Linked DNA regions of Homo sapiens: region 1 is linked to region 2. A link is a loop called in an ENCODE intact Hi-C map of the cell type or tissue named here. Cell type or tissue: Caco-2. All regions are shown on one strand. Links, peaks and the distances in the headings refer to the core of each region. The heading gives the core; the rest is flanking DNA. Region 1 overlaps SESN1 (sestrin 1). Region 2 overlaps ARMC2 (armadillo repeat containing 2).

Region 1 (12,044 bases), core at 2,264-10,263, 87 kb before region 2:
CTCCATAGTTGTCTTTTCCAGAATGTTATATAGTTGGAATCATACAGTACGTAGCCTTTTCAGATTGGCTTCTTTCACTTAGTAATATACATTTAAATTTCTTCCATGTCTGTTCATGGCTTGATACCTAATTTCTTTTTAGCACTGAATAATTTTTCATTTTCTGGATGTAGCAACATTTCTTTATTCCAGTAGCTACTGAAGAACACATTGGTTGCTTCTAAGTGTTGGTGTATTATTCTGTTCTCATGCTGCTAATAAAGACATACCCAAGACTGGGTAATTTATAAAGGGAAAGAAAAAAGAGTTTTCTTACACAATTTTAACATTTTAATATTAAAATGAAATGCCATTTTTTTTTTAATCCCAACTTTAGCAGATCAGTGAAGGAACAAAGAAACCTACTTTGTTTCCTTTCCCTCTTATTTCAATATAATTTATCAAGAATTACCTTTCCTAAGAATACTTAAAATTTGGGCTCTTTAAGAGGAGAATAGGTAAACAAAATAAATTAGTGACAGATAATGTGAGTTGACAGAGATCTTTTTTAAACTTTGAGTCATCCTGTCATGAAACCTAATCCTTTTCAGCTATTTTTTATTTGGTTACTGACTCTATGTCAGGAATAACTGGGGAAAATGCATGCATGCACCACAAGAATCTTCAGTATCGTCATAGAAACACTTCCCATCATGAAAGTCTTAGAGAAAGGGCTTAATACTGGGCATTTCAGTATAACTGTTTGGATCAAAAGAAAATGTAAAGCACAAGTGATATAGATTGTCTCTTAATATAGAATTATCCTGAGAGTCATTCTCCAGCAAGTATTTCTTGAATATCTACTATGTACCAGGTACTATGCTAGGCTTGGGATATATACAAGTAAACCAAACAGATTTCCTACCTTTATGAAGGTTTGGTCTGGGAAGGGAGCCTGCATTAAATCAATATCATGCGAGTAACAATTATAAATTATGATTGGTCCTCTGAAGGAAAGAGGAGAGGGTTGTGTTAGAATAATTGGAGCTTGTGGGGTAAATGACAGTGTTTACAAGGATGTAAGCTGCTACCTGAAGGATCAATGGGTGGAAGCCAGGAAGAATGGAAGATAGAGGTCTTAAAAGCATTCCTGGCAAAATAAATTTATAAGGGGGGAAACATTAATTTTGTATGTATACATTGAGATTTGAGATTAAGACTTTTTTTTCTCTTTTTGAGACAAAGTCTCTCTCTGTTGTCCAGGCTGGAATACAGTGGCACAATCACAGCTCACTGCAGCCTTGAACTCCTCCTGGGCTCAAGTGATTCTCCTGCCTTGGTCTCCCAAAATGCTGGGATTACAGGCATGAGCCACTAGCCCAACCCAGACTTCTTAATATATTCATTTTATAAGAAAGGTATAAATTGCATAGATTTGATCTAGCTTTTGTAGCAAGAATGCAGCAGGGTATAGAAGTATAACCAGTTTGACTAGTGCAAAACCACTTGGCCAGTCCTTTGTCAGCCCCATTACTCTATGTGTGACACTGCTCTAGTCATCCCAGCAAGTGACAGCTGCCAGATCCATTTGCAGAGGTCAGGTGGCCAACTCCAGCCATGTAGACATCTTTCATGTTTAATTGGTAAATTGTAGAAATAAAGCTAATTATTAAAGATGATAGACACATTGACAATATGTATGCCCAGTGTACACAGTTGATGCAAAATCACTTATACTTTGTGTATCTTATTTATTTAAAGATTAAGCAAGTAGAAGTTATCTTACGCAGTTCTGCTTTAAATTGACAAGTAGTTTAAAACAGCATAAATGGTAATGACATTATTGCTAATTTTATAAGGTAAAAGCATTAGAATGTGTTCTTAAAATCATTTTTTTCCTTATATTTTAAAATCTGCATGTCTGTATTCCTAATAGGCCAAAGTAGTTTTTTATTCATTCATGTACATTAAAATTATAGGAATATTTTCCCTATATTCTACTAAGATATAAATTCTGGCCAGGTGCAGTGGCTCACGCCTGTAATCCCAGCACTTTGGAAGGCCGAGGTGGACAGATCACAAGGTCAGGAGATCGAGACCATTCCTGGCTAACACGGTGAAACCCCGTCTCTACTAAAAAACACAAAAAATTAGCCGGGCATGGTGGCAGGCACCTGTAGTCCCAGCTACTCGGGAGGCCGAGGCAGGAGAATGGCGTGAACCTGGGAGGTGGACCTTGCAGTGAGCCGAGATCGCGCCACTGCACTGCAGCCTGGGCAACAGAGCAAGACTCTGTCTCAAAAAAAAAAAAAAAAAAAAAAGATATAAATTCTTATGAGACAGACTTAAAAGATAATTCATATATATTCTATGTCTGCCACATGTAACATTAATTGTATTTTTTCTTCAGGTAAGTGATTCTTTCTTTGAGGTTGAAGCCCTCATGGAAAAGATGAGGCAGTTACAGGAATGTCGAGATGAAGAAGAGGCAAGTCAGGAAGAGATGGCTTCACGTTTTGAAATAGAAAAAAGAGAGAGTATGTTTGTCTTCTCTTCAGGTAAGAACAACCATTATATAGTCAATATAATTATTGCAAACTCAACTTTTTATTTAGAGAATTTAAATAACTTTTAAAGCATCAATCTAAATATGTCCTTCCTTTTAGAGAGACTATTGCATAGGTATTCCTATTTACAAATAATTTTTAAAGCAAGCAACTAAGAAAAGGTCATAAGTGAAAACATCCTAGACTAAGGGGGAGGACATTTAATTTGGATTCTGGCACTAAAATTACTTCTAATAAGCTTTGTGAACTTGGCTTAGTCACTTAACATATGAGTGCCCTCTTTTTTCTCTTTTTTTTTTTTTTTTTTTTTTTAAGAAACAGGGTCTTGCTTTGTTGCCAGGCTGAAGTGCAGTGGCGTGATTGTAGCTCACTGTAACCTGAGACTCTTAGGCTCAAGCGATCATCCTGCCTCAGCTTCCTGAGTAGCTAGGACTACAGACACATGCCACCATGCCTGCTTAATTTTTTAATTTTTTTTGTAGAGATGGGGTCTTGCTATATTGCCCACGCTTCTCTTCCTTAATATGAGGAAATAGTCCCAAGATTGCTTCTAGAGTTAAAATTCTGTGATTTTTTTGGGCACGGCAGTTTGTACCTGTAGTACCGGCTACTCAAGAAGCTGAGGTGGAAGGATCACCTTGAAGCCAGGCATTCCAGACTAGTTGGGGCAACATAGCAAGACTCCTGTCTCTAAAAAAACAACAACAAAAATTATATGATTTGTGAAAAGGAGATATTTATTAAATTACCAACAACCTAAATCCTCTATGTTTAACCTTTATCTATATGCAGGCTACAGGAGATAATATATAAACCAGGTAATTTAAAGGAGAAAAAGTTTATAAAGTGTCTCCAGATGTATTTTGACAATATAATAGAGTGGGAGAAAGAGCACCGAGTTTCTTAATAGCAAAGAAACAATCAAATTTGTTTAAATGGAGGTTGGATGTTCACTTTTTTTTCTTCCAGGAAAAATTTTTGTTTCCATGCCTAAAGATGTAGAGTTGTCATCTAATGATACACTTACATGAAACTATAATCTCATCAACTCCTAAACATGATGATAGTCCAGAAAGTCTTAGTCACAGTGCAGGCAGCACTGTAAAAATGTTAACCCATGGGATTTCTTTCTTTGATCATGTTACATATTATATGTCATTAATATTCAACAAAAATAATCTAAGTGCTAAATTTTGGAGCATAGCTGATTTTTGTAGTTATCTTAAAAATTATCCAAAAGTATGTTCATACTTTGAATAAGTCGAACCTAATACATATAAATTGGAATGGGAGGAGAGAGAAAGGATCTATGAAAGAGGCAATAAAAGGCATAGAGAATTCAACTATGAGTTTTCATTTTATAACAGAAAATCTCCTTTTACTACATTCTGTTTACTAGCAAGTAAACTACTTTGTATAATTGTAAGACTACTTTGGTTGATATTGGTCACTCAGTATCAGAGAAAGAGTTATGCCATTTTTACTCCTTTGGGTAAAATCAATTTTAACTAGCATCCTATTTTTAAAAACCTTTCAATGGCCTTTTTTCCCAGATGATGAAGAAGTTACACCAGCAAGAGCTGTATCTCGTCATTTTGAGGATACTAGTTATGGCTATAAAGATTTCTCTAGACATGGGATGCATGTTCCAACATTTCGTGTCCAGGTAAAATTGCAACTTGTATGCACATGATTGACTAGAAATATCTCAGTCTGACTTAAAATACAAAACAGCCACTTAGATTTGAGAACTATGCTAAGTGCTTTGCAGGCAGTATCTCGTCTTGTTTCAGAATAAAAGGTGAAAGACTGTTTCTAATTCATCCATGGAATCATACTGTAGTTTCAATGTATGTATATCTTAAAAATTTTATTGTGTAAATATTTAAATATGTAAGTATTTAATTCAGATGAGTTGATACTCCCAGCGTTCCCAAATATTGTTAGGGGCCAGTGTTAAATAATAACTATTTTACCAGAATTATGAAAATATTTGAGAACCATAAGATTTTGTTTCTTTGCTCAAAAAACTAAGGGGCCTGGCACAATGGCTCCCGCCTGTGATCCCAGCACCTTGGGAGGCTGAGGCAGGTGGATTGCCTGAGCCGAGGCATTCCACGACCAGCCTGGCCAACAAGGGGAAACCCTGTCTCCACAAAAAAAATAAAAATAAAAAATAAAATAAAATTAGCCAGGTGTGGTGGCATGTACCTGTGGTCCCATCTACTCAGGAGGCTGAGGTGGGAAGATCACTTGAGCCTGGAAGGTTGAGGCTGCGGTGAGTTGTGATGGAGCCACTGCACTCCAGCCTGGGTGACAGAGTGGGATCCTGTCTCAAAAAATAATAAATAAGCTAAGGGGCAAAATTTAGGCACAAGGAAGAGTTATAGAATAATTATGCAATAGATTAGAAATTGAAGACATCATGTGGGCTGGAAATTTTTTATGGAGGGACATTAGGATTTGAAGAATTTGGATGGTGAAAAGGGTATTGTAAGTAGAGGAGACTAGACAATAATTAAGCTTAGGTTGAGGGATAGAGTGAAGGAAGGAATTATAAAGAGATTGGTTGGCTGCTGAGAGCTTCAAGCTAAAGATTCCTACTTCTGATTAGTGGTGTATGTTTAAAATTGGTTAGGTGTGCCTTAAATGTCAAAGTAGTTTACATTAGATTATGTGGGGTTTGTAGGCTTTGACCAGCGTGATGGCATACTATCAAAGAGGTGTTTTTAGGAAAGCAACAAAGAAGTAGGGGCTTATTAAGTTTTGTTTCAGGTGGAAAGAAAGGAGGCAAGGAGATTTAATATAGGAAAACTAATTAGGAGACTCAGTTAATAGGGCTAAAAGGCAGAAGTGCAGGTAGGAGAAGGAATGGGTGATAGATGTGTTTAATTAAAAATTCACAAAATTTGGCCAGATCTGGTGGCTCCCACGTGTAATCCCAGCACTTTGAGAGACCAAGATGGGAAAATCACTGAGGCCAAGCATTCAAGACTAGCATGGGCAGCAAAACAAGACCCTATCTCTACAAATAATTTTAAAAGTAGCCAAGCAAGGTGGCCTGTGCCTATAGTTCCAGTTACTCAGGAGGCTGAGGCAGGGAGGATCGCTTGAGCCCAGCAGTTGGAGACTGCAGTGAGCTGTGATCATACCATTGTACTCTAGCCTGGACAACATAGTGAGACCTTGTCTCTTAAAACACACACACACACACACACACACACTCATAATTTGAAGACCACTTGAATGGCTGCAGCAATGGAAAAGGAGAGGGGACTCCCAAGCTGGTCACATCTGGGGGGCTGAGTGGAGAGAGAGTGAAAGACATAAAGGCCAATGTGTAAGGGGAAGAGACTATTAGTTTTTTTTTGTTGTTGTTTTTTTTTGAGATGAGACTATTAGTTTTTAAACTCACTGAGTTATAAAACACAACCTTTTGCATGTTGCAGTATGGGAATTGAAAAAAAGATTGGAGTGTAAGTGAAGCTGGGAGTTAGGGATAAAAGCCAGTTGGATTGTCAGCCAAATGACAATGATTTTTACCATGCTACAGAGCTATAGATATAGAACTGTACTTGACCACATTTATTCACATTTGTTCTATTCCCTGTATTTAGGACTATTGCTGGGAAGATCATGGTTATTCTTTGGTAAATCGCCTTTATCCAGATGTGGGACAGTTGATTGATGAAAAATTTCACATTGCTTACAATCTTACTTATAATACAATGGCAATGCACAAAGATGTTGATACCTCAATGCTTAGACGGGCAATTTGGAACTATATTCACTGCATGTTTGGAATAAGGTTAGTCTTCTTTCTGTGTTTATAAAGAGATGTTTTCCTCTGGGCCAAATTATTCAAGTGCTTGGAGCGCACATGCACATAGACACACACATAATCAAAACCCATCCCCTCCCCAATAACTTATTTTTATGCTATTTATGCTTCAAAGAACCACTTTATTGCAGCTTAGTTTTTTCTTCTCTTTCCTAGCTAGGCAGGAGGGAGAGTTAGGGACCTTGACAAGAATTGAATGACAGCTGCCTCCAGGAAAGGGAGGACAAGCAAGCTGGTCCTAGAACAAAGTTTGTAACTGAACACCTTTAGTATCTTTTCTCTTCATATAATCTATCTCTTGATACACTTATGTTTCTACCTCCTTGGAAATCAGTACCCTTATATTGCCCCTCTGGCTGTTCTTAGGCTCCTTCTGAGGAGTACTTGCTCTCATAATACGTAATCAAAATGCAAAACTTTCATGTCCTTGCTGTTAGGTTTTCAGCCATGTTACTATGTTACATTGAAAATGCAGTCATTGTATACCACCTTCTCACACATGCACACAAACTCTGAGCTACAGTGCTTACTAGTTAACTATTTTTGCTGTAAAATCAGGCTTTCTATTATCAGAGACTCTGGTCAAAACCTACAAACCCTATTTAATCTACTCTAAACGGATCTGGCATTTGAAGTACAGCTGACCAACTTTAAACTAATTTCCCACTAATCAGTAGCCAGACTATTGACTTTAGCCTCCTCAATGGTGGTAGAACCAGCTTTGCAAGACCTTTGTCCCCTTTCCACTGAAAACTCAATAGGAGACTTCAGTGCCTATGTGATTGGAAATCCATTACCCAGTGGAGCAACGCACACAACTGGTGCATGCAGCCATCTTGGCTTAAAGCAGGATAGGCTCTCCTAAGTATAGACCATCCTTCTCCTCGCAGCCCCTGCCTTTTTTCTCATTTGACCCCAGAAACTCCTAGAAACATGAGTAAAGTAATTCTAATTATTTTTATTTTATTTATTTATACAAGTAAATTTCTCTATATAGAGAGATATCTATCTCTCTCTATCTCTCTCTATATATAGATATCTCTAGATCTAGAGATCTAGATCTAGAGATATCTCTATCTCTATAGATATCTCTCTATATATATATAGATATCTCTAGATCTAGAGATATATATACAGATATTTCTATATCTCTAGATATAGAGATGTATCTAGATCTAGATATATATCTCTAGATCTAGAGATATCTATCTATATATAGAGAGAGAGAAAGTACTAGTACCAATAACAAATGTAATTAATTTGTTTCTTAATTTCGATAATACTCAAAATCTGTTTTCAGAATTTGTTCAGCCAGGCGCGGTGGCTCACGCCCATAATCCCAGCACTTTGGGAAGCCAAGGCGGGCAGATCACTTGAGGTCAGGAGTTTTAGACTAGCCTGGCCAATATGGTGATACCCTGTCTCTACTAAAAATACAAAAATTGGCTGGGCATGGTGGCACACACCTGTAATCCTAGCTTCTCGGGAGGCTGAGGTGAGAGAATCGCTTGAACCCAGGAAGCAGAGGTTGCAATAAGCCAAGATAGCACCACTGCACTCCAGCCTGGGCGACAGGGCAAGACTCCGTCTCAATAATAGTTTGTTCCTCAGTGTGGCTACGTGTTCATGATTGCAGATATACACTATTGCTTGGTACCCAGTGCTATGTTAATATTGTCAGCTTTCAGGAATGATTTACTTGGGTAGTAGAAAAAATGTTATGTTAGTCTCCCTAAGTACTCTGTTTCTTATCCCTTTATACTCACTTATTCATCTGCAGTTATAAAGCTCTATCATTTTTGGGGACAGCTGCCTACACAAAGAGAGAAAAAATACAGTATTAACTATTGATGTGTATACTTTTGTAAGATGAAAACAGGTTATACACTGAAAATATCATAATTCTCATTATGTCTTTCAACAGATATGATGATTATGACTATGGTGAAATTAACCAGCTATTGGATCGTAGCTTTAAAGTTTATATCAAAACTGTTGTTTGCACTCCTGAAAAGGTTACCAAAAGAATGTATGATAGCTTCTGGAGGCAGTTCAAGCACTCTGAGAAGGTATGTGCCTATTGTGGCTTATTTACTTTGTAACTTAGCAATGATTCGTAGTCTCCTTCACCTAACCTAATGGTGCTGAAACCCTTTCCATCACCCCTACCAACCCAAAGAAAAACATTCCAGGACAGCTGTCTCAGGTACCCCTTCAGAAGGGAACCTGATTATGTTGATAGAGTAAAAGAATAAAGACAGGGAACACAGGTGGGCTGGCCCGTCTTCAGAAGTGCTGGCATGGCTGTCAGCACATAGAAGACTGTTTTATAAAAGCTGTGTATAGGTAGAAGTGTCTGTTCTCTTTGAAACATCTTTATAGAAATTACTGAATAATGATTTGGCAGGGGAAGTTGCTATTCTGATAAAACAGTGTCTAGATTTTCTGACATGTAACAAACCTCCAAGAAACATGATAAAATATAAATGAAAGCTCAATCTATCCAAAAAGAATATTAGGCCAGGTATGGTGGCTCACACCTGTAATCCCAGCACTTGGGGAGGCCAAGGCAGGCTGATCACTTAAGATCAGGAGTTCAAGACCAGACTGTCCAACATGGTGATACTAAAAATACCAAAAAATTAGTTGGACATAGTGGCATGCACCTGTATTCCCAGCTACATGGGAAGCTGAGGCATGAGAATCGCTTGAACCCAGGAGGTGGAGGTTGTAGTGAGCCAAGATCGTGCCACTGCACCCGAGCCTGGGAAAGAGTGAAAGTGTGCATCAAAAAAAAAAAAAAAAGATAGCTGCTGTTTTGAGAAATTTATAATCTGTTCAACAAACCCAAGGCTAAGTTATGCTGTACTACATAGGAAGTGTAGGAAGTGTACTTATTTTATGTGTTCATTAGATTCACTGAAAAACTGATTGTGAATGCTTGTAACCCTTCCTTATATGATGTTGTATTTTATATTCAGGTTCATGTTAATCTGCTTCTTATAGAAGCTAGGATGCAAGCAGAACTCCTTTATGCTCTGAGAGCCATTACCCGCTATATGACCTGATGCCTTTCCTTCATTAAAGATGATTCTGGAATGATCAGCAGATATAGTCTACAAGGGGGAAGGTACTAAGCCCCAGGACCAATGGTAGACAAAATAATTCAGAAATCCATTGTGCCATGATTCCTTTAGTTTCTGCTATTTTTCTGTGGAAAACCACTGCTGGCACAAGCAGTGACTGTTTGGCAGCTTCAAGTTTAGAGCTGTGAAGACAGGCTGCCATTCACAGTATTTTGCTTTTTGACAGTACAAGATGCTGTGTAACTGTTTTAATACAGCAAATAGTAACTCTCCAAATCCTGTTGCTTTTATGTTAAATAAGATAACAAGAATTGGAGCATGCAAAGAATGGGACTTGGATAATGACTTAAGCTTTATATGTAAAGAATTTTAGAAGATCTTGGTGCTGCTATTCCTGCTGGAGGAATGAATAGATGGCTGTTTCAGTTAAGCTATTAGTAATAAAAGTGAACATTGCTACTATCTGAGCCTACATACATAACTTGTGTGATTTCAAATTAAACTTGCATTATGTGTTAATTTTCTTGCATCTAAAAAAGCATAGAATTCCTACTCACACAGCTCAGCAACAACCATTTTGATGGTAACAGTTAATTTCTTTCATTAGTTTTTTAAATTCAGGGTTCTGGATATTAAATTAAAATGGCATTCTTAAAGATTTTCTTCAAAAAGCAATCCTAAATGAAAGTGTGTAAATTATAAGAAGCTGGCGATCTTTTGATATGCTGTTTCACAGGATCCTGACACTGGAGGGCAGCTGTCTTGTGCATTACTTGTGTTTCCAGCACCAAAGTTGTGGGACATGTTGCTGTAGACTGCTGCGCAGTCCTGGGTGCATTCAGTCTCTCTGCCTCTGCCTGCCTCCTGGTCCCCACTTTAAAGGCTGTGCAGCTCCTTAAATAATAAAGCTGGAAAATATTTTTAGTCGGGTTATCAAATTTGATTTACAAAAACGCTAACTTTGTTTGAAATGCAAACAGGTTTGAAAATATGTATTAAGTACTTTGTATTCTGGAAGCGTGAATTGCTTTTGAAGTCTGTCAGTATTACTGGTATTTTTAAATAAAGAAGAATTTTTCTCCAATTTTATTTGCTGTCTCAATCTCTTAAAAAATCATGACTTCACTATTAGTAATAATTTTGAGTTTCTATCTACTTTCATAAGCCAAGTACATTCACACTTAAATGGCAAAACAACACTTGAAGCCATTTTGAAACATACAAAGAGGAGTGGACTTTCTTTAGAATCTTATCTGAGACCATTTTTATCTTGGAAATGACTGGTATGGCCCTATGCCTGCTCTCTTTTCAACTGTTTTAGAGTTCCAATAGAATTTTAAGAATTACTAAAAAGAAGGATTCATTAGGGAGAGACTACAGAACAAAAAATGACACTCATCAGACAAGTAGAAATAGCTCTAAGTTTAACTGAAGCTGTTGTGATGATAACTCTGTTAGTTACTCCTCAAAACATTTATTGAGCTCAATCTAGTGCCTGCCTACAAATGTATGGGGTAGTGTGGAAGTAGGGGTTGGGAAGGATCAATTTTGAACAGAGGTGGTACCTGTCCTCAAGGATATTTACTCTCATGAGAAGACAAGACTATAACCTTAGCTAGGAATAGAGTATTATTATCTTCAATATGTTTTATATTTAAAGAAACTTACTTATAAGTGCATTACTCATTGAATATGCATCATGCCTTTGTCCTCTTCTGCCTGCTGCTGAGTTCTCTCACCAGAGCAATACAATTGAACCCAAGAAGATAGTTAAAATTTTACTTATCCCATTTCTGCTCTTTGTTCCTCCTCTTGAAAATACAAAATTTCTAGTAGAGATTCTAATCAGCAGTAGAGTGATCACAAAACAAGATCAACTAGAATGCATTTAGTCCACTGGAACTTATAATCACTTAGAAATTGAAATCAAAATTTTAATGAGTTAAAAAATATGTTTATACCTAAAGTAATAAAAGTGCATGTGATACAAAGTTAATGTTTCAATGCCTTCCATTTAGCAGGTGCTTCCTGTTGGAGTGTTTTCTCAAAACTAAACACACAGGATTTCTAATGTTACTATATAATCTTTGAAACCAGTAGTTTCCAAAATAATTAGGGAAGGTACATTACACTGGGGATATCAAAACCTTCCCCAACCAGAGGAAAATTTTCTTCTAAAATAATCATGAGAAGATTTCTGGTTGAGGGTCCCAGGATTCAAGAGTTAAAATCTTGAGTTGTTTTGGCCGTATTTGGGAAAATTTTTTATTAGGCCAAACTTTATCATCTCTAAGAATGAGATTGATTTTGATACAGACCACCAGGAGATAAGTAGATAAGTAAAACTTGTTGGATAAGCACTTTTTATCAATATACTCTGAAATTTTATTAGCATATTCATATATGTGAATATCATACATGAATCAGAAATGTTACTAGCATATTTGTATATGTGAATATCATATATGAATCATCATACTAGTTTTTTGCTAACACTGGTAGATGGGAGTAATGTCAGCAAGATGATGGACTTGGGAACTCCACGTCCTCATTCTCCCAGAGACGCTGAGT
Region 2 (12,044 bases), core at 2,572-10,571:
AAGTAGAGGAAGATGAATACCAAAATTTCACATTAATTTAGAAAAGAACACATAGTAGAGATGAAGGAAAGAAAAGAAAGGGGGAAAGTTTTGGTCTTTTTTATCATTTGTATAAAAGAAAATTTAAAAGTAATACTGCTTAATTTGATAATATACATATATTTCTTTTTAAGGTCTATTTCTGGAATGCTTTGAGATAATCACAAGTAACATCTAAAGTTGAAAATTACCTTCTAGGCTGGGCGCAGTAGCCCACGTCTATAATCCCAGCACTTTGGGAGGCTGAGGCTGGTGGATCATGAGGTCAGGAGTTCGAGACCAGCCTGACCAACGTGGTGAAACCCCATCTCTACTAAAAATACAAAAATTAGCTGGGTGTGGTGGCACGCGCCTGTAATCCCAGCTACTCAGGAGGCTGAGGTAGGAGAATCACTTGAACCCGGGAGGCGGAGGTTGCAGTGAGCCGAGATCGCGCCACTGCACTCCAGCTTGGGTGACAGAGTGAGACCCCGTGTCAAAAAATAAAAAAAGAAAAGAAAATTCTCTTCTAAATCATACAAAAATATCTAAGTAAATTAAACATGGGGTGATAAGGAAATATAGTGTTTTTTTTTTTAAAAAGCAAAGTATAGGATTACTGACGGAATCAAATGGTCTAAGTTAGCTGTGTATTTATCTAAAGTAGTAAAAAAGAAAAATAAAAAACATCCTAAGTATCTAATATTAGGGAATAGTTTATTAAATTGTGGGACATCAATACTATCATATTAAGCAGTCACAAAAAAGCATAACTGTGAACATTATGTCTAAAAAGGGAAACATTTGTAACCTACTGTTAGATGGAAATAATATGTGCCCTCATTACAAAGGTGTAAAAATGTATTTGTAGGAATAAGGTCATCTGAACAAAAAATTATTTCTGTTTGAAAAGGATGGCATATAGGTGATTAGTTTATTATTAAAAACTATCTTTAAAGTTATTTAATTAATTTATTTTTTGAGATGGAGTTTCACTCTTCTTCCCCAGCTTAGAGTGCAAGGGCATGATCTAGGCTCATTGCAATCTCTGCTTCCTGGGCTCAAGTGATTCTCCTGCCCCAGACTCCCAAGTAGCTGGGATTACAGGCACATGCCACCATGACTGGCTAATTTTTGCATTTTTAGTAGAGACAGGGTTTCACCATGTTGGCCAGGCTGGTCTCGAACTCCTGACCTCAAGTGATCCACCCACCTTGGCCTCCCAAAGTGCTAGGACTACAGGTGTGAGCCACCATGCCCGGCTACGACATTTCTCTCTCTCTCTCTTTTCTTTTTTTTCAGAGACAGGGTCTTGCTCTTTCACCCAGGCTGGAGTGCAGTGATGCCGCCATTACAGCTCACTGCAGCCTTGACCTCGTGGGCTCAATCAACTCTCTTGCCTCAGCCGCCAGAGCAGCTGGGACTATAGGCATGTGCCACCATGCCTGGCTAATTTTTTCAACATTTTGTAGAGATGTTGCCCAGGCTGGTCTTGAACTAGCAGGCTCAAACAATCCTCCCACCTCAGCCTCCCACATTTTATTAATGAGTTTTCAGTTACTTTAAAAAAATAATAGAATCTGTCAGGCATATTTGTTAAGTATTTGTTCTGTGCTTGATCCACAAGTATTTACTGGGCACCTGATGTGTACCAGGCGCTATGCTGCTCACTGCAGAAGACACCAAAACGGCCATGGTCAGCCCCCAGCTGGAGGGGCCTGGGGAGGGGAGCACTGCCTGTGGGGCAGCTTCTGCATACCCTCCTGCACTAGGCCACTTACAAAAGTTATTCTGGAAATTTGGTGTTGTCGTTCACACTTTGCACTTGAGGAGTGCGTGCCTCAGATAGGTCACAGAACCATCTCAGCATCACCTGGGCATGTATTAGGAATGCAGAATCTCAGGCCCCCCCCAGCACTACCGACTCAGAATCTGCATTTTACAAGATCCCCAGGGGATGCATGTGCACAGTGAAGTCTGGGAAACACTGTTGTGGAAGCTTCAGAAACTGTAACACATGGCAGAATGGAGATTCCTTCTGTTCCCAGGAGGAAAATAGGAAATGGGAACCTTAATAAATGTTTAATGATTAGGTATTTAAAATAATATTGTTTAAAACCCCCAGAAAATAAGCGGGCTTAAGAAAACAGAAGAACACAGCGGACACCAGGACTCTAAGATAGCGTCAGTTGTACCAGTGAAGGACAAGAAACTTCTGGAGGTCAAACTGGGGGAGCTGCCAAGCTGGATCTTGATGGGGGACTTCAGCCCTAGTGGCATTTTCGGAGCGTTTCAAAGAGGTTACTACTGGTACTACAAGTACATCAATGTGAAGAAGGGGAGCATCTCGGGGGTTACCATGGTGCTGGCATGCTACGTGCTCTTCAGCTACTCCTTTTCCTACAAGCATCTCAAGCACGAGTGGCTCCGCAAATACCACTGAAGAGGACACGCTCTGCACCCCCCCACCCCACGACCTTGGCCCGAGCCCCTCTGTGAGGAACACAATCTCGATCGTTGCTGAATTCTTTCATATCCTAATGGCAATTAACCTCCAAATAAAAGATGACTGGTAAAAAAAAAAAAAAAAAAAGAAAGAAAGAAAACAGAAGAACATTTCTATATTGATGGAAATATATATTATTCCTAATATCTGGAAATATATTTGAATTGGTTGACTACCTTCTACTAGATTGTGAGTCCTTGAGGTCAAAACCACAATTTATTACTCTTTCTATATGTAGTATGTAGGATGTGTTCCATACTTAATAAAACTTCATGAAAAAAATGAATACAACTCACTTTCCTTTTCCCCAACAAATCTTACATTTTTAGTAAAAAGTGGCAAAGGAAAACAAAACAAAACAAAACCTTGTATCAGAGTTTTCATTAAAACAATAAGAAGAAAAAACAAAAATGAAAACAAAGAAAAGAAAAAAGACAACTACAATTTCCAGGCCTGCTATAATGTCAATTTACAGTCAGTGCAAATTTGTACCGCTTCTCCATTGTTAACCGTAAAATTATGACTTTAAGACATAAAAAGATAATAAAATCTTACATTTATGCAAGGGATGTAGACGATCTTATTTTAAAAATTCCCTGTTACTCTCCCTTTCCTTTGCTCTGCTTTATTTTTCTCCCTTAGTTCTCATTATCTCCTTTGGTACCTGCTGTGTTTGCTGTCTGTCTGCCCTGCTACTGTGGCAACCCCAGAGGAAGGAGCTAGTTTATTCACTTGTATTCCCAGTGTCAAGAGGAGTCTCTGGCCAGGTGCAGTGGCTCACACCTGTAATCCCAGCACTTTGGGAGGCCAAAGTGGGAGAACTGCTCAAGGCTAGGAGTCTGAGACCAGCCTGGGCATCATAGCGAGACCCCAATTCTATAAAACATTTTTTAAAAATTAGCCAGGTGTGGTGGTGCATGCCTGTGGTCCTAAGCTCCTCGGGAGGCTGAGGCAGAAGGATCACTTGAGCCCAGAATTTGATACTGCAGTGAGCTGTGATCTCGCCACTGTACTCCAGCCCTGGGTGACAAGAGCGAGATCTTGTCTTTAAGAAAAAGAAAAAAAAAAAATGTTGGCACAAAGTAGGTTCTTGTGGTAGGGTAGTTTTCTTCTTATGTTAAAAACAGTAGTTTATTCTATTTAAAGTAAATTTGGCAAATTAAAGAAAAGTAAGAAAAGTTTAAAATCACTCATACTAGTACCACTATATAGCATCACAGTTGGTAATTGGTATTTCTTTTCTTTTTTTACCCTGTACATAGGGCGCTAGATTTTTTCCCTCCTAAATATAGTCACATTCATACTGTATATATTTGTTTGTACTCCTTTAAAAAATCTTAATATAGTAACATTTAAGCTTATATATTTTTGTATATTATTTTGTAAGAGTTTCTGACACAAAGATTAAAATTAAGATGACTGTCTGGAAAACTTTCATTTGCCAGTATTTGCCAATAAACAGGCAGAGAGAAGTTGTAAAAAACTTCTTAGTCCCATATAGCTTTAGTTTTTGCTGATTTTTTCTTCTTCAACAGTTCTTATGATGTAGTCTTTTAACATTTTACATAGAACCGCATCACCAAGGCCTAAGCTAAACAAGATCTTGTCTGGAATGTTACAGGAGATCCAGGCAGTAGATGGGAAGTTGGCCTTGATGGATTTGAAGGTCCCTTCTGAACTGCTGGTTCTGTAGCTAGTCAGAAGGCAAACCTACCCAGCTCTGCACTCTGGAGTTTAGCCTAGCATCTTGCTCCTGATTCAGCAAGGCCGTCAATGTCACCAAGAGGGCTTTATCTAATCATATGTTTAGTTCAAAACATGTTCACTGCCTGGCAGATCACTTAGCCTTTTGCCCTAAAATAGTTAAATTTGTGTCATATATATAATTAATTTGAATGACACCATTAATAACCGAAATAATATTTACTCTGCAAAGCATTAAAATAATTCATGTTCCTTCCTTCCTCCTTCCTTTCCTTCTTGCTCTTTCTTTCTTTTTTTTTTTTTCCTCACTCTTTCTCTCTTTCTTTGGCTTGGTATGGAACAAAATGTCTAGGATTCAGATTAAAATAGCAAAGGCAATCTTTGGGCAGCTGCTGCACCGCCAGAGCCCTGGAGTGATATCACTATTTCAAAGAAGTATTGCTTTCTTGACCACATATCACAATTTTTAAAAAGAGAGTTAATAGTTTGAGAGCTGAATAAGAATGTAGCCTCCCCCTGATATTACATAGATATATGCTCAGAAAATTCTGCTTTATGAAAGACTTCATTATCAGAATAAGAAAAGGTGGCATTCTTATTAACTAACAGTAAGTACGCCAACACTTACCTTCACTGTGTACTGTAAGATTTTAAATTCTGTAAATTATGGGGTGTTAGCACAAAGCTTGTACTTGTATGAAACCAAGAAAACAAAGCTTCATTCATTTGTTTTAGCGGCTCTCTTAGAACATTCTATAATAATTGTGGCTTATCTTTTGGTTCCAACTGTTTATGGCTGTGACAACAAAGTGCTCCCCTCAAACAGTGATATCATTTTGTTTGAGACAGAGTTTCTACAGACTTTTTTTTTGGTGTCTGGCCTTTTCTTCTCACACCTTGTGAAAGCCTTCTATGACCACTGAGGTACCTTCCTGTGACCACACGCAGCTGTATTTCGGTTTCACACTGGTTCCTAAAGCACCTGATTTATTATGACTGTGGCCTAAATTACTTAGTTATTTATTAAATCATATGACAGAATCAAGCATCCAAGAGAAACCACTGCCTGCACCATCTGCTACTGATCTCCAGTCAAGTTATTTGAGCAACCATTTTGAATGTATTTGCCTACGGTTATTTCTTTTTCTTTCTTGCCTTTCCTTCCTTCCTTCTTCTTCTTCTTTTTTTTTTTTTTAACTTAGTTGCAGTCCAAAAACGTTGAGTTTCTTTTAACATTTTCTATGTACTCAGCCTTAGTTCCTTAGATAATATTTCCTAGTCAAATTCTGAGATGTCAGTTTATTACCTTAATTTTTTTCCAAGATTCTAAACAAATACACTGCATTTCTAATATTCTTTGTAATATTTAAAAATAAAGCATTAAACAAAGCTTTTATGTGATATAGTCTACTAGACCAGAGGAAAGAAAAACTTACTGCTAGAATTATTTTTGCAAGTTTAAGGCTGAGCGAGTCTGAACCAACATCAACTAGTTTACACAGGGTCTTCAGGAGAATACTTCTTCCCTTAAATTTATTTCCAAGCATGTTTCCTTCCTCTAAAGCATGATGAAGTTGTGTGCAAGCAGCACAAACCGTTTCAATGTTTTCTTCTGTCAGAGCAAAGAGAGTAAAGCAACACTTACTAATTAAGGTTAAGTTTCCAAGTGTGTCAAACACAGACAGTGTAAGTAAAAACCCCATAATTATTTCCTTGGATATCTTCAAATTCCTGACCTCTATTTTTTTCTTATCTTATCACTTCCATCTACCTGATTTTTTTCATCCCTTTGATCCATCTCCTACCATGTTGACTTATTGCTTATCAGTCATTAGCTTATCTAGAATACACAGTCTTTCAAAGAGGTATTGAAGAATGGGACTGCTACCTGCTTCAGTTGGCCTCCTTTACTCCAGATGCCCTCCACCTCAGCCCGTGATCTGCTCAGTCTCACAGATGCATGCCACTTGCATCTTGACCTTCAACTCTTTTTTGCATAGCTCTACTGGCCTAAAATGTTCTCCATAACCCTCATTCCTACTGTTTTTGGTCCTTCGAGGCTCTGTTTATGTTGTAGCTGCTTCAGAAAAGATGCACTATTCCACATTCAACAAACATTACCTTAGGTTACTTATTTTTCATGTACGTATGTGTGTGTTGTGTTATATGACCAGTGCCCTCAAATAGATGTCATACTAAGTGAGCCAGTCTTACATTTCTTTCTATCAATAGCACATGGTACAGTGAGAATATTGTATAGAATACTGTATATAGCATAACTTCACACATATTCATTTTCTAATATATCTGTTGACAAAAACAATGATCAGTATTTTCCTATGAGAACAATGCTCATTACCTAAGAAAAGAGGGTTCTAATAGAACAAAAGCCTGAAATGTCACAAAATCCACCATTATCTGGAGGTGGTTATTAAAAAACAGGAGAATAAAAATATTTTTGTAAATCCAGCACTTTGGGAGGCCGAGGTGGGAGGGTTGCTTGATGCCAGGATCAAGGCCAGCCTGGGCAATATAGCAAGATCCTACTTCCAAAATAAAATAAAATAAAAAATAAATTTAAAAAAAGGAGAGTATTTTAGTTAGGAAACAGGGAGATCTTGAACCTTTCATCTTATAATTATGTTTGTGAGGAAAGTAATACCTATATTTTTTTGAGATGGAGTCTCACTCTGTCACCCAGACCGGAGTGTAGTGGTACATTCTTGGCTCACTGCAACCTCCACCTCTCAGGCTCAAGCAATCCTCCTGCCTCAGCCTCCTGAGTAGCTAGGACTCCAGACGCTTGTCACCACACCTGGCTAATTTTTTTATTTTTGGTAGAGATGGGGTTTTGCCATTTTGCCCAGGCTGGTCTCAAACTCCTAATCTCAAGTGATCTGCTTGCCTCAGCCTCCCAAAGTCCTGGGAATGTAATTTTTGGAAGTGGCAGCCACACTAATTGTCATACAAAGAAGAAAAATAGCACAAAAAAATGGAACATGAGGGGAAATAAAATAATCTAATGTATTCTGTCAAATAATATTATCTCTGATAGATTCCTTCATGAAATTTAAAAGTAGGAAACCAATCTTAAATAAATACCATAATGTGCTCTTAGAAGCCCACATAGAGGAAGTGTGTGCCTGCAGAAGGAAGTGACTCAGGCCATTTTTAGCTCTTTTCAACAATAACATCTAAGAAAAAATTTTAAACCTCAATAGCTAAGTAACCTTCAATGTCTTTTGGTTATGCACTTAAATGAATGAATTGATGGGAAATGACTTAGCCTAACTTTAAATAAAGGGAAAAACCTGAACTCCTATTGTATGAAACACTTGTGTTTTGTTGTTTTATTCTTCTGTGACTGGCAGTTTCTTTACAAACCCTAAGTCCAGGCTCTGGGCCACTCATTGGCAGTGGGTGGTCCTCAAAGTATTTTCTAAGACTTCCTTCCACAAACTCTTCAGCCTGGTAGGTTCTACTCAAGAATACTTGTTTTTAGCTTTAAAAAGGGGTTAGAAAGAAAGGCTCAAGGGTCAAATTTTAAACTATTGATCAAATCAATCCTTTATACCAAATAGTTTGTTATAAATGCTCTATAGCTTCAAAAGACAACTTGAATCTACAAACTATCAAGATTTGCAAGGGGCTAAATCTAGTGGGTAAAAGTTTGATTGTAACAGAGAGTAACATAATCTCAGAGTAACTTCTATCCCCAAGATATGTATTCATTACAAAGGAAAGAATAAAAACCTGACAGTGGGTACAGCTGTGGGACACGACCAGCAACAGAATGCATCAGCATCGTGTACTCCTGGCAGGAGGTGCTGAGAGGGACACAGCAGCACTCATGTGCTCTGCCTGCCCAAGATGCTAACCTGGAGCTCATCACGGGAAAACATCAGACAAACCCAATTTGCGGGACAGTCTGTAAAATATTCCTCAAATACATCAAGATCACGAAAGAGACGTGACAAATGATGAGAACTTGTGATCCAGGCTTTTATTTTTTCTACAAAGGAAATTATTGGGACAAATTGGCAAAATTTGAGTAAGATTTTTATAGTATTGTATGGTAATTTCCAGATATATAAGAGAATGTTTTTGTTTCTAAGAAATACATGCCAGCCGGCTCAGTGGCTCACACCTGTAATCCCAAAACTTTGGAAGGCCGAGGCAGGTGGATCACTTGAGGCCACAAGTTTGAGACCAGCCTGGCCAACATAGCAAAATCCCATCTCTACAAAAAATACAAAAAATTAGCAGGGTGTGGTGGTGCGCACCTGTCATCCCAGCCACTGAGGAAGCAGAGGCACAAGAATTGCTTGAACCCAGGAGATGGAGGTTGCAGTGAGCTGAGATCGTGCCACTGCACTCCAGCCTGGGCAACAGAGCAAGACTCTGTCTCAAAAGAAAAAAAAAAATTAGGCCAGGTGCGGTGGCTCATGCCTGTAATCCCAGCACTTTGGGAGGCCAAGGCAGGTGGATCATAAGGTCAGGAGTTTGAGACCAGCCTGGCCAATATGGTGAAACCCCTGTCTCTACTAAAAATACAAAAAAATTAGCCAGGCATGGTGGCGGGTGCCTATAGTCCCAGCTACTCAAGAGGCTGAGGCAGGAGAATAGCTTGAACCTGGGAGGCAGAGGTTGCAGTGAGCCGAGATTGCGCCACTGCACTCCAGCCTGAGTGACAGAGCGACTGTCTCAAAAAAAAAAAAAAAAAAAAAAAAAAAAAAAAAAAAATTCCTTCTTTCCTGTAGGAAGGCTTCCTACAAGAAAGGCCTTCACAATACTGACTCAGTGTCCCCATTCAATGTTGTGCAATATATTTTCTTGTGTAACCCTTATCCAGACTCATTGTTCTTCTCACTAGTGTTTGCACATATCTCCTGAAATAAAGGGCCCAAAGCTAACGTGGCACGCTAAGATGAGGGTGAACATAGTAACTCTAGAGGGGAAAAAGTCATCACATTCATATCCTTAGGACTTTGGGCTGCAGAAGCCTTTGGAGATAACCTAATCTCCACCTCATCTGGCAGGTGAGAACACTATTGCACACAGAGTCTAGGTGACTCCTCATGGCCATACGCTTGGCGAGTAGCAGCACCGGGACCAGAACCCCGTCCAGGGCTCCCACATTAACCATGAACACAGCCAAGCACCAATGGGGAGCAGAGGAGGGGTGAGGTCATTTGAACCTTTCAGTAATCAGGTCTTTTGCAGCACATCTCTGTTTGGTTGCTGGGGAGGGTTCATTTACCCTGCTTCTCTTAGAGCATCTTCCTGTGGCTACCAAGCTGGTTTGCTCATCAACAACTCCTAGCAAAGGCTTACTGTGCACTGTGTGCCAGGCCCTGGGCTCTCCCTAGGGCTATGACCACTGCTCCAGAGGAGCCTGGTTAACTTCAGAAAGAGAATCCTTGAGGAGCTAGCTGCAAAGAGGGAGAAAGTGGAGGGCCATCCCATGACACGCTTTCCCTACCCTTGCAGGGACCCATCGATGGTGGGCCTTCACTTCTGGGGCAGTTCAGAGCGCAAGGGTGGGACACATCCCAGGCCATTTCCCATGCTGTGGGTGGCATTCCTGACGGATGTGCTCCCTTCAAGAGAGTAGGACAGATACCAGTTGGACCAAGGAAACCACGGGCACACCTGTCAAGGACGCCAGTTTATGAGACTCAGCTTCCAAGCCTGAAATCTGTTTTAATCTTTTACTTTCTTGAGTATGAAGAGCCACCTGAGAGAGGTTAAACCAGCATTTCCTTGGACAGAGGAAATGCTAATTAATTTATATTACAAAGGGAAGTTTTAGAAATTGGCTCTCTTGGTGCATTTAAAGCATAATCTTACTAAAAATTATGTGTGCATGTAATATTTAACACACACAGGGTAAATAAATAGATGACTTCATTTGTTTTTGAACATGTTCACAGAAATGATAGTGAAAACTTACTAAAAATATCAGGGCAATGGGGAACACATAAATAACTACAGGTATTTTTTAAAAAAAAAACAAAAACGGTTTTTTGTTTGTTTGTTTGTGTTTTACCCTTTTCTAATTCACGCAAAATCGGTACAATCCTTGTATTCCAAAAGACTTCGTCTACTTCTATTTCTGCGTCCTCTTCTTGCAGGTCAGCTTTTGGGACTGCAAAAGAAATCCAGAGCAGGAGAAAAAGCTATGAAAAAGGAGTTGTCATGAAGCATGGTCAAAAGCCTTTACTATTCATCACTACAATTAATAAACTAGAGAATTAAATTACCCTTTGCTCTCCAAGCCTGACTATTTCTCATTAGAACTACAGGTCTTCTAATCAAATTACCCCAAATTAAACTCAGACTGGATAATGTAAAAAATCAGAACTTTAAAATGTGATCTGGTCACTTCATAAAGTAGTAAGCTTTGTAAATACTGATGACTGTCAGTAAGGCAAACAGTTTTGAGTACATTTTTACTTAAACTTATCCCTCTGTAATGTAGAATAGGTAACTATAGATATATAAAGAATAAGGATTTTAAAAATGTGTAATGAAAAATTTTCTAAAAGGGAGACCTAAAATGGACATTTTCTATAGAAATAAAATGTCTACACTAACATGGGGCCAGTAGCATTAATGCCAAGTGATTTTGTGTGGTGTAGCAGAAAAGCCTGGGCCTTCGGGGCTGACAAATCTCAATTCAAATCCCAACTCCACTATGGACATGGTGAGTGATGGGGTCCAGTTTCTTATCCTTCCTGAGTCTCTGTTTCCTCATCAGCAAAACAGAATATTTGCCTTCAAGGGTATAAGAATTAAAAGACATGGTATAGGTAAAGCTCTGAGCTCAGTGCCAAGCCTTTAGCAATATACAGTATATAATTAATTTCATTTCCCTGATTAAACAAGTATACAAACATGTTATCACCCCTGCAGTATCTCATGCCTGTGTGATACTACCAAGCCATCAAGAGTAGATGCTGCCTGTGAATATGGGTTGTAGGGAATAGCAACCATTGACTGTGTACTCTAGATGCAGGAGGCCTCCATTTCATTTTTGCAGTAACACTATGAGGAGGTTCCCAAACTGTCTCCATTTTGCAAGTGAAGAAAGTGGAGCCCAGGTGTATTAAGTTATCTGCCTGGGGTCATATAACTCCCCAGCCTCTGCATTTGACCTCAAAGCTATGCTGACTTGCAGCAAACTAGCCGACTAAAGGGTAACACTGGGGGGAAATGTAACTCATATTAGAAACTGCAAATTATGATTATATTTCACACAGGCAGTATCTCAAGATCTAAAACACTGACTGTAGCTAGAGGTGGCTTTGCTGTGCTGAGGCATTACTGAATAGTCCTGAGATGTATTCCTCAGTCTCTCTTCTCTGAAGACCACCCCTTAAGTCCTTTATCCGGCACTTGGTCTACATCAAGTCAGGGAGTCCATGCCCTCTCGGGGCAGGGTGGACCTGGTACCAATTAAGTGTCCACACAGAAGATGCCTGGACCCTAAAAATGTCACACAAAGAGTTAGAAATCAGGAAGGATCGGAAGGTGAGAGGTTGGAAGAGAGAGAGAGAGAAGAGACAGAGAAAGACAGAGAGACAGAGACAGACAGAGGAGCAAACGGGTATATGGCCCATGTATTTTCAGGTTACTTTGCACAAAGGACAAGTTGAGCAGGGGGCCTATCAATAGCACAGGTTTGGAGTCACCATCTGGGTTTGAATCCTAGCTCTGCCACCTACTAGCTCGTTGACTATGGGCAAATTGCTTTACCTCTCTTCTGTAAAATGGGGTAACAATGGTTATCTCTAAATATTGGGATTAGGATTAT

What was found. Peaks named below come from ENCODE experiments on the same cell type or tissue, not always from the same donor. Only the 100,000 strongest peaks of a DNase experiment are listed, where the experiment ranks them.
Region 1: it touches region 2 in a loop (6-fold over the local background); 5 of 110 quality-filtered maps call a loop at or near these places.

What each region holds. Positions count from the first base shown.
Region 1 is chr6:108,984,955-108,996,998 of GRCh38, reverse strand. SESN1 (sestrin 1) reads left to right here. Exons shown (of 10, transcript NM_014454.3): 6 at 2,390-2,537; 7 at 4,100-4,212; 8 at 6,164-6,354; 9 at 8,312-8,456; 10 at 9,369-12,044. The coding sequence ends at 9,455. It also overlaps a transcript of ARMC2 not described here. Among named protein-coding and RNA genes, the nearest start is that of ARMC2-AS1, 67 kb to the right of the region's middle. In Caco-2, for the core only: no CTCF peak of the experiment used is centred there; a DNase peak (open chromatin) is centred at 7,168.
Region 2 is chr6:108,898,026-108,910,069 of GRCh38, reverse strand. ARMC2 (armadillo repeat containing 2) reads right to left here. Exons shown (of 18, transcript NM_032131.6): 7 at 10,278-10,376; 8 at 5,665-5,840. It overlaps LOC124901481 (ATP synthase subunit f, mitochondrial-like), which reads left to right and starts at 2,044. Exons shown (of 2, transcript XM_047419651.1): 1 at 2,044-2,058; 2 at 2,144-2,461. The coding sequence starts at 2,044. The coding sequence ends at 2,461. It overlaps ARMC2-AS1 (ARMC2 antisense RNA 1), which reads left to right. Exons shown (of 3, transcript NR_104137.1): 3 at 1,327-1,930. It also overlaps the pseudogene ATP5MFP2. RefSeq lists an enhancer at 11,885-12,044. In Caco-2, for the core only: no CTCF peak of the experiment used is centred there; DNase peaks (open chromatin) are centred at 5,159 and 6,149.